Linked DNA regions of Homo sapiens: region 1 is linked to region 2. Evidence: chromatin contacts called from ENCODE Hi-C or POLR2A ChIA-PET data. All regions are on one chromosome and are shown on one strand. Each heading gives the region's core, a stretch centred on a gene start or an enhancer-like site at or near the end of the contact. The rest is flanking DNA. Distances are from core to core; before and after follow the strand shown.

Region 1 (2,700 bases), core at 1-2,500, 410 kb before region 2:
CTGCCTTTCTCTGGCCCCTTCCCCTCCAGGACCGTCTCCTGCACCCCCTCCTTCCCAGAATCAGCGCTGCACCAGCCCTGAGCTGGGTCCCTGGCCTTGGTCCTGACAAAGCCAGCCTCCCCCCCCGATCCCCTGTTCCCCAACACTGTTCGGAGGGCAGATCCTTTGGCAAGCAGCGCCCCCAACCCGCCCCGCCCGAGCCCCAGGTTGGCTCCTGCAGGGGATGAGAACCAAGGGCCAGCCCAGCTCTCTCGCACCTGCTGTGTGACCTTGGGCCAGGGACAGCCTCCCAGGACCAGGGGACACGACGTCCCCTTAATGATTTAGGCAGGGGTCCCTGCACAGCTGCACCAACGCCCCTTTCTGCGTGGCCCCAACATCTGCGAGGTGGGCTAACAATGGAGGGAGGGGCGCGCCACGGTGCAGCCTCCACACCCCACAGCCCGGCTTTGTTCCCACATCCAATCCCCAGACTGGTAGACCCTGGGTGGGCGCGGTCAAGCCCCGCGGGGGTTGCCCAGGAGCGGCTGCGCCGATGGAGAGCCTGGTCCTGGACCAAGGTCATCTCGAGTCCAGGCCCAACCCCTCCAACAAAGGGACAGGGTGGAGCTAGGACGCCGAGGGGTGTCGGAGCAGGCTGGGGAAATCGGGGCGGCTCTAGCCTCTCGGGGGACGTTCGGCTACTCCAGTGGGGGGTTCGGGCCGAGGAAATCACGGCTGTGAGGAGAACCCCCCACCCCACCCAAACCTGCCTACCCCACCCGTCTCACTCAAGGCTATGCCGCGGCCCCAAAAAAGAGGGCCACGCCCAGACAGGGCTCCCAGCTGCACCTGCGGAGGCCCGGTGGAGGGGGTGCAGGTGTGGAGGGGGCGCAGGTGTGGAGGGGGCTGAGGCTTCGCGACTGACGTGAGCTGCGCCTCGACAGCCCGAGGTCACCTGGGCAGGGGCAGAGAGGTGCAGGCGAGAGTCCCAGGGCGGGGGCCCCGCGTCCCGGCCGCCCGGCGCGGCGCTGGGCGCATCCCTTTGTTGCAGGTTCGCAGGGGCGGGGGCAGCTGGAGGTGCGGCCCGCGGGGCACGGCGCCTCCCTCCTCCCGCCCCGGGGCCCGGGACAGGCCGGGGCGCGCAGCCTCACCTTGGCCCCGATCTGGTTGCCGCACTGGCCGGCCTGGATGTGCACGATCTCCCTCATACTGGGCGCGTCTGGCGGGCGGCTGCGGACGGGCGCGGGCGGGCCGGGCTGGCTGCTGAGGGTCGGGGACCGCGGCCGCGCGCTCTTATAGCCGCGGCCCCGCCCTTCGCATCGGCTGATGTCACCGCGGGTGGCCAATCGGGAGGCGCCGCCGCAGAGCCCCGCCCGGCCCGCAGGCTCCGCACCGCGCGTCCCCGCCCGCCGCGCGCAATGCGGCGCCCCTCCCGCAGCCAAGGATCCCCCAGCGCTGGGCCGGGCGCGGTCTGAGGGCCCCGCGCATTCGAAAGGAGGGGCTGTCTCCCAGAGGAGCTGGCTGTGGGGGCGCCGGGCTCCAGGGAGGACAATGGCCCCTCTTGGCCCTGGGAACCCCGCCCCCAGCTACCCTCTCGGTTCCGCCCTTGCGACAGCCCCACCCTGCGGCTTTGTACGGAGGGTCTTTTTTCCCCACGCCGGTTTAGAGACCAACCCGCACCATCCCAGCTCCCTGTCTTTTGGCAGACAAGGTGCTCTGAGCTTTTGCCGGTTTTGGGTGGGGGAGGTAGGTAAAGGCTGGCCCAGGCCCTGAACCCACTGAGAAGAAACAAAGCGTCGGATCAGAGCTCGGAAGGGCGCGAACACAGAGGGGTGGCGGCGGCCGAGAGCGAGCTCCGTGGGTCGCCGGCTTCCGCAGTGGGCGGGGAGGGGGTGGGCACCCGACCTCCTCCACCAAGGGGCTGCCATGAGCGTCCAAAGGAGCTTTGTGGGCCCGGGCGCGCACAGCACCTGGACGTGCCACTGCCCGGTGCGCATCCGTGTCAGGAATTGTCACAAGGACGCACAAGCCAGGCAAGAACCCGGCCAGGGTGGGGGAGGGTGGGCAGCGGCTTCTATCTGACTCACTCTCTGAGGTCGGAGACTGCGTGCAGGGGGGCCTCGGGGGAGCGACTGGAGATGCGTTTACTGGTCAGAGAAGGAAGGGAGCAAAGGACTCGCCGGCACGGCACTGACCTCCTCCTGGGCCAGATATTACAGTGCCACCACCTTAGAACAAGGGCCTTCTGATACTTCAGTAACAAAAATCCTTCAGGAAGGGTCTGACAGTGCACGATGTACAGACGAACCCCACCCGGCCCCCAAATCAGCATTCACTTCACAAAATGAGCAGCTGCGAACTTGCCTGTGGACGCCTGTGTCCGGTCTGTGTGCACAGGGCTGTGTGTGGGTGGCGTGGACCTGTACCTGTCTCTCTCTTTTCTCTCAAGAAGCTCTCCAGTTTGGAAAGTCGAGAAATGGATCTTTTGTTCTCAAGAGATGCCCCTCCCTGCCCCACAGTGTGCTCGTGTGGCTGCTGCTGGGGTCTAGCTGCCTGGGGTTCCTCCCTGTCCCTGTTCAAGGGAGTCCGGGGTGAGTGTCTGAGGTGCCTCCCTGTCTCCACGAGGGAAGAAGTTTTGCAGCCTCAGGGCAGCCAGCTCCTGCTCCATCCTCAGAGGGGTCTGGTGCCGGGCTTAAGGCTGACTCACCGTCCGGTCTC
Region 2 (2,700 bases), core at 132-2,631:
GAAAACAAAACACAGAAGTACATTGGCTGCTATCCCATGGCCTGAAGCTTCTGCAGGAGAAAGGGAGCAGCCCAGCTCTCCAAAGGCCACAGTGGCTGCCCAGACACGGGGCTCCTGCTGTCACCAGAGAGTGGCTCCTTGTAGAACATTTCCAGGTACCAAACCAGTTAACAAGTATATACTTTCAGAGTTCTCCTTTCAAGATAAACATTTTCCCATTTAAATATGTTTTATGGCCGGGCGCGGTGGCTCACGCCCTGTAATCCCAGCACTTTGGGAGGCCGAGGCAGGCGGATCACAAGGTCAAGAGATGGAGACCATCCTGGCCAACATGGTGAAACCCCGTCTCTACTAAAAATACAAAAATTAGCTGGGTGTGGTGGCGCGCACCCGTAATCCCAGCTACTCAGGAGGCTGAGGCAGGAGAATCGCTTGAACCCGGGAGGCGGAGGTTGCAGTGAGCCAAGACCATTGCACTCCAGCCTGGGCGACAGAGCGAGATCTCTGTCTCAAAAATAACCGAAAAAACAACAACCTAAAAGGTGTGGGCTAAGCTCCTAGGCGAGGGCTAGGAGAAAAAAACATCAGCCCAAAAGCTGAAGGACACAAGGTCTGGTTTTCGGGAGGAGATGCTATCCTATCCTTAGCAGAACCTGAAACAAGGCCGCACTACAGGGGGTGCTCAATGACTGTATCAATAACGTGCCGAGCTACATGACAACAGCAAAATGCAGCTACAGGGTATTTTGCGGACACAGAAACGTTCTGGGCCCCCTACTCGGCAATAACCACCCTAACTGGAAGGCGCTGGAATTCCTGGTGACGGAATCGATCCACAGGCGTGGACTGTAAATTAGTGCTACGCCGGAAACCGTTACTGGATTCCACTTTAAAAGGCGAGGAAGACGGGCGGAGAACATCCACACACAACAGACGGGTTGGGAAAGTCCACGCCGAGGACTGCGCGGATCCCAGCCCTGCCTCTTCCCGGCCCGCCCAGCGCCCACGATCCAGGGCCCCAACAGTCGCTCCGCGCCGAGGTCCACAGCTGGGGGATCCGCGGGCCCACAGGCGCAGGCTCCCCCGCCGCAGGGGCCAGGCGGCCTCCGACCCGCCCCGCCGGGCTGGGCCTTACAGAGCAGAGCCGGGCGGGAGGTGGGGCCCGGACTCCGCGGGGATTTACCTGCAGAGCTCGGCCTCCAGCCTCGGCGAGGTCCCCCGGAGGCCTGCTGGCCATGTACGGCCGCCCCCTCCCGGGCCTGGCGGGGAACCCTGGACTCCAGGCCGGGCCTGGGCCCCACAGCGGCCGAGGACCCGGGCCTGGACCCCGGCGGAGGGCACGGAGCAGCAGCAGCAGCACGGCCATGTTGGCCTGAAAGCCGCGCCTGCGTGATCCGCGGGGCGCTACACGGCGCCTGCGCGGCGGGGTGGGCGGGGTCTGACGTGGCGCCTGCGCGGTCCCCACAGCTGCGCCCCGCCGCGCCCGGGTGCCGCTTGCCGCACCCCCGAGCCTGAGCCCGTCTACCTCGTGGCTGCCTGAGGCCCGGGTATGGGGGCGCGCGTCTGCGAGGAGGTCGCGGGTGCCCTGGTTTTTTTGAAGCCGGCCTTGTATTCCCAGGGCCTGGCGGGTGAATAACCGGCCGGGTCGTGGCTGCGTGGTCGTGCTCCGCCCGCGCCGAGGGGCCTCACGCCCGGGCAGCCTGCGTCACCCGCAGGGTTCGGTCACAGGCGAGGGCGGATGGTGCGGGCCGGAATCCCGCCTGCGAGTAGAGGCCCGCGCTCAGGAGGGCGGCGCCGGAGGCCTCGGGTCGGGAGGGCCCCTTCGGGTGTGAGGAGCGCAGGAAGGGGGCGGTTTTCCTGCGTCTTGAGCCGCCCGAGGACGAGGACTGAAGTTGCAGCCGCCGCAGGGAGGGCAGCCCCGGAGGAGGAGGGTCGTGAGGGAGGGAGCGCGCAGTGCGGCGCGGCCTGGCAGGCGTCTGCAGAGCTCGTCCCGCACACCTCTGACTTCGGAGCGCTCCGTCCTGTGCCTTCGGACTGGCTCACCTCGGAGGCGCTTCGAGCCTCGGTCCTGCCCCGGCCGCTGCGCGAGCCCATCGTAGGAAGCGGGGAGGCGCCGTCTGGAAGCTTAGGAAGAGGCTCTGTTCTCTTCAGGGTCCGCCCTCCGGGCCCGGGCAGGGTCCCTCGTGGGCTCCCAGGCGCGCGGGGTCCTCCGCCACCCCGACCCCTTCCTCCGTCCGCCTTAGGTCTAGAGCTGACGCCAAGAGCTGGAAAGCTTGTTGAGTAGGAAAAGCAAAGACTAGATGGTCTGTCACAGAGGTAGGATGAGGGTGACCTATTTATTTTTATGCTTTTCTGTACTCCGCAAATTCGTAACAGTGAATGCCAGTGACGACAGCCAACATCACCGAGTGCCTAGCTCCGTGTCGAACACCCATGTAATATTCACAACCCTGTGCAGCGAATACAATACCTCTATTTTACATGTAAAGAAAGATTCAGAAGTATTAAAAGTAACCTGCCTAGGATTACAGCTCTGAAGTTAGGGCAGAATTTCAAGGCCGGTCTGGTTTGTTTCTGGACCTGCACTCACTCCACCACTACAGACGAGGTTGCAAAGCCAGTGGGCTGCGTGTAATCCTCCCTCTTCCTCAGCCCCGAGACGCTCAGGAAAGTGTTTTCAGTTATCGTGGTTATCCGCCC

What was found. Hi-C counts contacts between places; a loop is a spot of excess contacts on that map. ChIA-PET counts read pairs that join two places held with the same protein, here RNA polymerase II (POLR2A). Pooled maps may share reads with other maps.
Region 1: a loop to region 2 is called in a pooled map, with 4 times the contacts of the local background. The contact joins the promoter of TUBB3 here to the promoter of SPG7 in region 2. A Hi-C loop is called at or near these places in 3 of 50 pooled maps. POLR2A ChIA-PET finds 5 or more read pairs at or near these places in 3 of 52 experiments (A673, activated B cell and naive thymus-derived CD4-positive, alpha-beta T cell).

What each region holds. Positions count from the first base shown.
Region 1 is chr16:89,921,892-89,924,591 of GRCh38, reverse strand. It overlaps TUBB3 (tubulin beta 3 class III), which reads right to left and starts at 1,250. Exons shown (of 4, transcript NM_006086.4): 1 at 1,134-1,250. The coding sequence starts at 1,190. RefSeq lists silencers at 994-1,243, 1,324-1,473, 1,494-1,583 and enhancers at 1,437-1,731, 1,654-2,537.
Region 2 is chr16:89,507,084-89,509,783 of GRCh38, reverse strand. SPG7 (SPG7 matrix AAA peptidase subunit, paraplegin) reads right to left here and starts at 1,381. Exons shown (of 17, transcript NM_003119.4): 1 at 1,184-1,381. The coding sequence starts at 1,366. LOC101927863 (a long non-coding RNA gene) reads left to right here and starts at 1,464. Exons shown (of 5, transcript NR_188547.1): 1 at 1,464-1,547. RefSeq lists silencers at 888-1,007, 1,038-1,597, 1,668-1,877, 1,998-2,067.